2 separate regions of the Homo sapiens genome follow, and region 1 is linked to region 2. The links are chromatin contacts, found by Hi-C or POLR2A ChIA-PET in ENCODE. All regions are on one chromosome and are shown on one strand. Each heading gives the region's core, a stretch centred on a gene start or an enhancer-like site at or near the end of the contact. The rest is flanking DNA. Distances are from core to core; before and after follow the strand shown. Region 1 overlaps PRDM16 (PR/SET domain 16). Region 2 overlaps PRDM16 (PR/SET domain 16).

Region 1 (2,842 bases), core at 290-2,789, 120 kb after region 2:
GTGTCACCATCTAAGTGGCCAGAGAAAGGTTATGAATGTGACACTTCCCAGGGCCTCGTGTCACCTCACAGAGAAACCGCTTCCTGTGGGCGACCTGGGCTCCCGCCTCACCCCGGGCAAGGAGTTGCCACAAGCCTTTGGTTTGGGGCTGTTGGGCTTTTTTTCTTTCCAATCTTTGCTATGCTCAAAAACCAAACCAAAACAAAAGTATCTCACTTGAGAATGTCACAGCCAAGTCTGCGGTAACGTGCAACCTTCAGGCTCAGAGCCTCCTCCTGCTCTTGACCCAACTTAAATCAAATTCAGGTTTGAACAACTGTTAGAGCTGTTAATGTTTGAACTATGGCAGCCTGCTCTGGGTGGAGAAGCTGCTGCTCTGGCACAGCTGCCCCAGATCCCACCCTCCTCCAGAGCCTGAGTCAGGGCCACGGACGGGGTTCTGGGCCCAGCCTAAGGAGCAGGGACTGGTGTGGGGCCTGCTATGGGGTGGGGAGAGGGCCTGATGCAGAGCCTGCGGGCTCGGGGAATGACTTACCAGCTAGCGGGGTTTGGGGGATTTTGCACCAATGGCCTTCACCAGTCCAAATTGCCCAGATGTTGTTATATCAGCAGCTTGGGCATCAAACTCTCACCGCCGCAGGACCAGACATGGATGCTTCCACCTCGTAAGGAGCAGGACACCCAGTGGGGCGGGGCTGAGCTCAGGCACACACAAGAGTCTCCTCAGAGCTGGGGTTTCTTGGGAGCACGGGGGTTAGGGGAGCCGGCTTCTGCATGCGAGCTCCACGGGACAGTCTCAGTCCCCCTGCTGCAGTGCCGGCGGGAAACGGCAACAATGCCAGAGCATTCACACCCAGAGTCTCCTTAGAGCCCCTAGATTCCTTGAGGTCGGAAATCGCCATGCCCTGGAGAGACAGTGAGAGCCCCGCCCCAGCGTGCCTTTGCGGTGACCCACATCTGGGCAAGTAGACACTGTGGAGACTCCAGACACCTCCTCGGGGAGCCAGGGGGTTCGGGGGGAAGTCCCAGGCCGTCGTTGCAGACGTTTCTCAGCAGGTTCAGGCTCAGCGCCCCCACATCCTTGCTTTGACCTAGTCATCTACGCAGCCATGGAAATCCGTCTCTGTGCTTATGAAAAACACCCCTGCAAGGCCACAGAACCAGGCCTGGTCAACCTGGCGTGACAGACTTGATCCACCCCTGGGGTCCCTCCCTGCAGGCAGGACAGACGCGGGACCTGGAGCTTCTCTCCTGGGGGTGCTGGGCAAGCGGGGCTGGGGCATCAGTTCTAGCAGCCTGGCCCCGTGTGGCAAACCCACTCCAGCCTGCACCTCCGTGAGAAAAACAGCAGGGATTGCAGCCAGGAAGGAGCCCAGCCAACGCGTGCTGCCCTCCCTGCCATCCCCACGGGGACACATGGCCGAGCCTGGGACGTCCTGCCAGAAAGCATCCACAGGAAGAAGACAGAGCAGGGAACAGACCCTGTCCTGGCTGCTGGTGTTGACCAGAGCCAACCAAAGCCAACCAGAGCCAACCACGCTGCTTCCATTTGGAGCTCTGGGTGGAGCTTGGCCTGCTTCGGTGTCCTCCTGGAGGCTTGCTGAGTGGGAAAGTGACTGCCACTTTGGATGGAGGTCCCCATACCCTCCTGGAGGGAGTGTGGTATATCGGCCAGCACGAGGCAAACCTCTCAGGAGGGCCAGGGCTGGATCCCGGGGTCCCAGCCGCTGACCGCCAGGGGCCAGGGCCGGCTTTTCATGTTGCTGCTGCTTCCACCCCTGCCCCGAAACCAGCACATCCTCATCAACACAAGACCCTTCTCTGCCCTGCTCTGGGGTCCCCAGATCAAAGCCAGCAGAGCCAGGCAACGGCACCCAGGGCGCCCCCTTGGCAAAGAGCTTTCCACTTGACCATAATGCGGGATCCCTTTAAAAATGACACATCTGTAAGCTGGGATCCCCGTTACAGAAATACAGTTTATACACAACTTTTCAGAGGCGAAACATACCTAAGCTACTCCCAACACGTATGGCAGAGACGGAGGCTCCCTGGACACACGTGTCCCCAGAGGAAGGTCCAAGGACTCCCCCACCGGCCCCGCACAGCAGCCACCTAGCAGCTGGCCTGGGTCTGTGAGGAGGGCCCCTGATGCTCAGCCAAGGGCCCTCTGTGCGACTGTGGCCTTTCTCCTGGGGGCCGCTGTGCACATCTGAGACCCTCCGGAAGGGGGAGGGGGAGCTCTGCAAGCGGAGGCAGAGGCATTCTCTAAGGCAGAGCGCACAGCATAGCCTGTTCACTGGGTGCCCCTCTCCTACTCACTGCAAGGGCTGGTTCGTCCCTTCGGGGGTCCTGAGGACCTCACTAAAGGCTTCCAGAGGGCCAGAGGTGCTTGTACTTCTTGACTATCCGGAAGACCCAGGTACGGCCCCATTCTAAAGAGCAGGTGAGCAGGAGCAGCCAGGCGGGGGAGCAGCAGGCACCCAAGCCACCAGTGGCCCGAAGTGGCCGCCACAGGCACACAGCAGAGAACCTTCGGTGTCCGGGCAGGGCTGAGCACAGGGGTCCTCCAGGACATCTTCAGCAGGTGCCAAAGGCCAGCTCCCAGTTCCTCAGAGCCCACCCCGCCTGCATGTAGCCACAGCCTCCAAGCAGCTGGAAAGCAGAAAAGAGGCTTTCTAGCTCCAAAGGGGGGACACCGAGGCAGGACCCCAGACAACCCCCACACTGTCACGATGAGGATGGTGGGAGATCGGGGCTGGGAGGGCCTGTGTGACTCAGAGGTCAGTCTCTGAAGCACCCTAGAGGGAGGGGCCCAAGCCCTGCTGGTACTCCCCCCAGGACA
Region 2 (2,928 bases), core at 317-2,816:
CTACAGGTCATAAAAGTCGTCTGATAGCCCAGCCTTGCATTGTCCAAACAGGGTGATTGATTGATAATGACGATAATTTGTGAAATGATTATTTGGATGTTAGAACCATGGCCTGTCCCACTGGGCTGTTCTGTGGGCGTTTTCTATAGCCCGGCCCGGGCAAAATGCCTCTGGTAACGAGGAGTCCAGAGGTTTCCTGGGTCCCTCCCGTGGGGACTGGGGGCTAATGAAGGATGGCTGCTGAGCCCAGGAAGTTGGGAGCGAGACAGACAGGCAACTGCTAAGTGTCTTTTGTGCAGCAGTTACTGGAGGAGGCCACACACCCTGAGGTCTAAACGCAGCTGGGACCTCGCTGGGACTCCAGGCAGTTTGTGAGCAGGATATACCGAGTTCCTGGCCATGCCAGGCTTTTAGCCCAGCACAGCACCACGCAGCCGGAGACTGCTGTTCGGTGTCCAGTCCTGTGGCTCACTGTGTTCTGTTTGTATTGTTTTCCTCCTAAAGGAGGCTGGAGGGCTGGGGAGGAAGGGAGTAGGGGGCAGGGGTAGGGAGGGGAGGGGATGTGGTTGGAGAGATGGAGGGACCCTCAAACACAGAGCTGCAGAAGGAGGCGCTGCTATGCATGCATCGGGCTCAGCTGGTGGGTATGGGAACTAGAAGGCTCTCTGGGATGTACTGGATCTAGAAGGCTTTCTGCGGCCTCCCTAAGCTTGGTTTTGCTGAGGCCTGTGCCAGCGAGGTGAGTGAGGTTCAGACCGCCTTTTCCCGTTCCCTTACCAGCCAGCCAGCAACACAGATCCCGCCGGAGTGCCGTCACTAAACTGCAGTTTACCTACCCATGCACTTTATTACCAAAAAAGAAAAAAAAAAATACACACCAAAATCCCTAACCCTAAGAACCCTGCTATCCAAATTATTAATTTGCATGTGGGATCAGTTATGTCTTTATGAAATCCAAGTGTGTTTAGCTGCCCCGGAGACAGCCCCGAGTTGATTTTGATAATCTCAGCCTGAATAGACTTGCTTCGTCGCAGTAAGCCGCGGACAAAAGGCTGGACAGTGGCTGAAAGCCCTTTGACAACATGTCTCTCTTTCCATTGTCCCAGGGTTGCTGATAAAAGAATCGGGAGTCCATTAATTCAGTGAATGAACATATAGTAAAGTCAGTCCCCTCTTGAGAACAATAATGTTGAGGTCAGCTACGGTTGCCATGGAAACTAAGTATTCCTAAGAAGTTTGCATCCTTGATTTTGCTGAATCAAAGGCTGCAGGCAGAGAGGTGTAAGGCGGCCCAGGCAGCAGAAAGTCGGAAAGCACCGCCCACACCATCCCCTTCCCAAGGCAGCGCTGGGCCGTGGCCCTGGGGACCCTCATCCGCCCCTGGGGACCAGCCCAGGTGCCTGGCTTCCGCTTCCTCCGTCTTCTCTCCCCCCTCCCCCCACCCCACTCCCAGGATCCCGTTTTCACAACTGTTGCGGCTTGTCTGGGGAGGCCGCATTGCTCCTGAGGCTCCAGTCCGCAGGGCAGAAATCAGGCCTGAGGGAGGGGCCGCAGCCACAGCTCCCGTGGCCTCCAAGGTGGCAGCCGGCCCTGGGTGGACTCTGACCTCTCGCCACCTCGCCACACCTGAACTTGCCCCCTGGGGTAGGGCGGTCCCGCAGGGGCCCCTTCACAGGCTGATAAGGGTGATTAATGGCCCGTTAGCATGGCCCAAGGTGAGTTATGGGGCAGCTCCAGGCTGGGTGACAACTTTATCAATGTAACCCTTTTGCCGCCGCCCCCCCACCGCCATTCTAAATTGAGTTGATTCTACTTACCCCACCCCCACCTCACCTGAAGGATCCCTTAAATCAGCTGAAACCGTCAGATTCGGCTGGGAGAGGTGCAGCTAATTACCGTCCTATGCAGTGGTTTATTACCTGCTATGCTGGTGCCATGGTCTCTACCACCCTGCGTGTCTGAGGTGGCTTCCTTTCTGCTCTGCAAGGCCCCAGGGCCTGAGGGTGCAGGGGGCTCAGGGCAGCCTGGGAAAGGCATTGTTCACACACATCCAGCCCAAGTCCAAGAGCACATGGGGGGACGTGAGAGTTTAACTTGTCCTTTTTCTGTGTCAGTGAAAGAAGAGCCTGGGCTTCTCTCTGACCCTGAAGCGTCCTGGGAAGCCTGCGAGGGTACAGCCTGGGGGAAAGGCCCTGCAGAAGTGGGGCTGGAGTGGATGGAAACTGGGAGGCAGGGCAGGGGGCTGTGTCCCCCATCTCGGGGTCCCTGGCTCAGCATGAGAACAGGTGGCTCTGGGGACCCTGCTGTCATCAGAAATGACTTCTATTGTGCTGAGGCTTTAGGCTGAAACTTAAATTCCAGTAGGAGACGAAACATCACAAATTTTAGAAGGACACACTCAGACGCTGCCTTAACCCCAAGTTAAACAGAGGGGTCTTCTTACCTTGGAGACCCAGAGGAGCCGGACCAAGCCAGGGCCCCTTCCCCACCCACCCCTGCCCTTTGGACCTGGTTCTGCCCGGGGCAGCGCGGCCCTCAGCCTTGAGCTCCAGGCCTGGCCGTTTGGTTTCCTCTTTTGCAATGGGAGATAATGAGTCTCACGTGCTGCGTGGTTCAGGGGTGAGGTGGGGTGAGGGCGCAGCCGTGAGGCACAGCTCTGGGTACCGAGGGTGAGGTGGGGTGAGAGCGGAGCAGTCAGGCACAGCTCTGGGCACCCGGCGTGAGAACCCACGTCCAGGGCTTGGCTGCTCTTTACTAGGTGTGGGAACGAGGGACCAGTCAGGGTGGTGGGAACCCAGCGACCAGGGTAGGGGGCCCCTGGGCAGACACCTGCCTCTGAAGTGGTATCATGGCACCTGCAGGGGTCAGGGTGCACAGGTGCTGCCCTGGAACCAGCACCCCTTCTCCACAACCGAACCGACGCCACAG

What was found. A loop is a pair of places that touch in the nucleus more often than their neighbours do. ChIA-PET counts read pairs that join two places held with the same protein, here RNA polymerase II (POLR2A).
Region 1: POLR2A ChIA-PET joins it to region 2 with 15 read pairs in Panc1. The contact joins two enhancer-like sites. A Hi-C loop is called at or near these places in 3 of 168 maps with a recorded cell type or tissue (DLD1, astrocyte of the cerebellum and endothelial cell of hepatic sinusoid) and 1 of 37 single-sample maps with no recorded cell type. POLR2A ChIA-PET finds 5 or more read pairs at or near these places in 1 of 52 experiments (Panc1).

The regions. Positions count from the first base shown.
Region 1 is chr1:3,372,417-3,375,258 of GRCh38, forward strand. All of the region lies in intron 3 of PRDM16 (PR/SET domain 16), which reads left to right. Among named protein-coding and RNA genes, the nearest start is that of ARHGEF16, 81 kb to the right of the region's middle. Within about 2 kb of position 1,540, at least 2 of the 41 ENCODE cell types and tissues checked have a DNase peak (open chromatin) inside an H3K27ac peak, as active enhancers do.
Region 2 is chr1:3,248,690-3,251,617 of GRCh38, forward strand. All of the region lies in intron 3 of PRDM16 (PR/SET domain 16), which reads left to right. Among named protein-coding and RNA genes, the nearest start is that of MIR4251, 120 kb to the left of the region's middle. Within about 2 kb of position 1,567, at least 3 of the 41 ENCODE cell types and tissues checked have a DNase peak (open chromatin) inside an H3K27ac peak, as active enhancers do.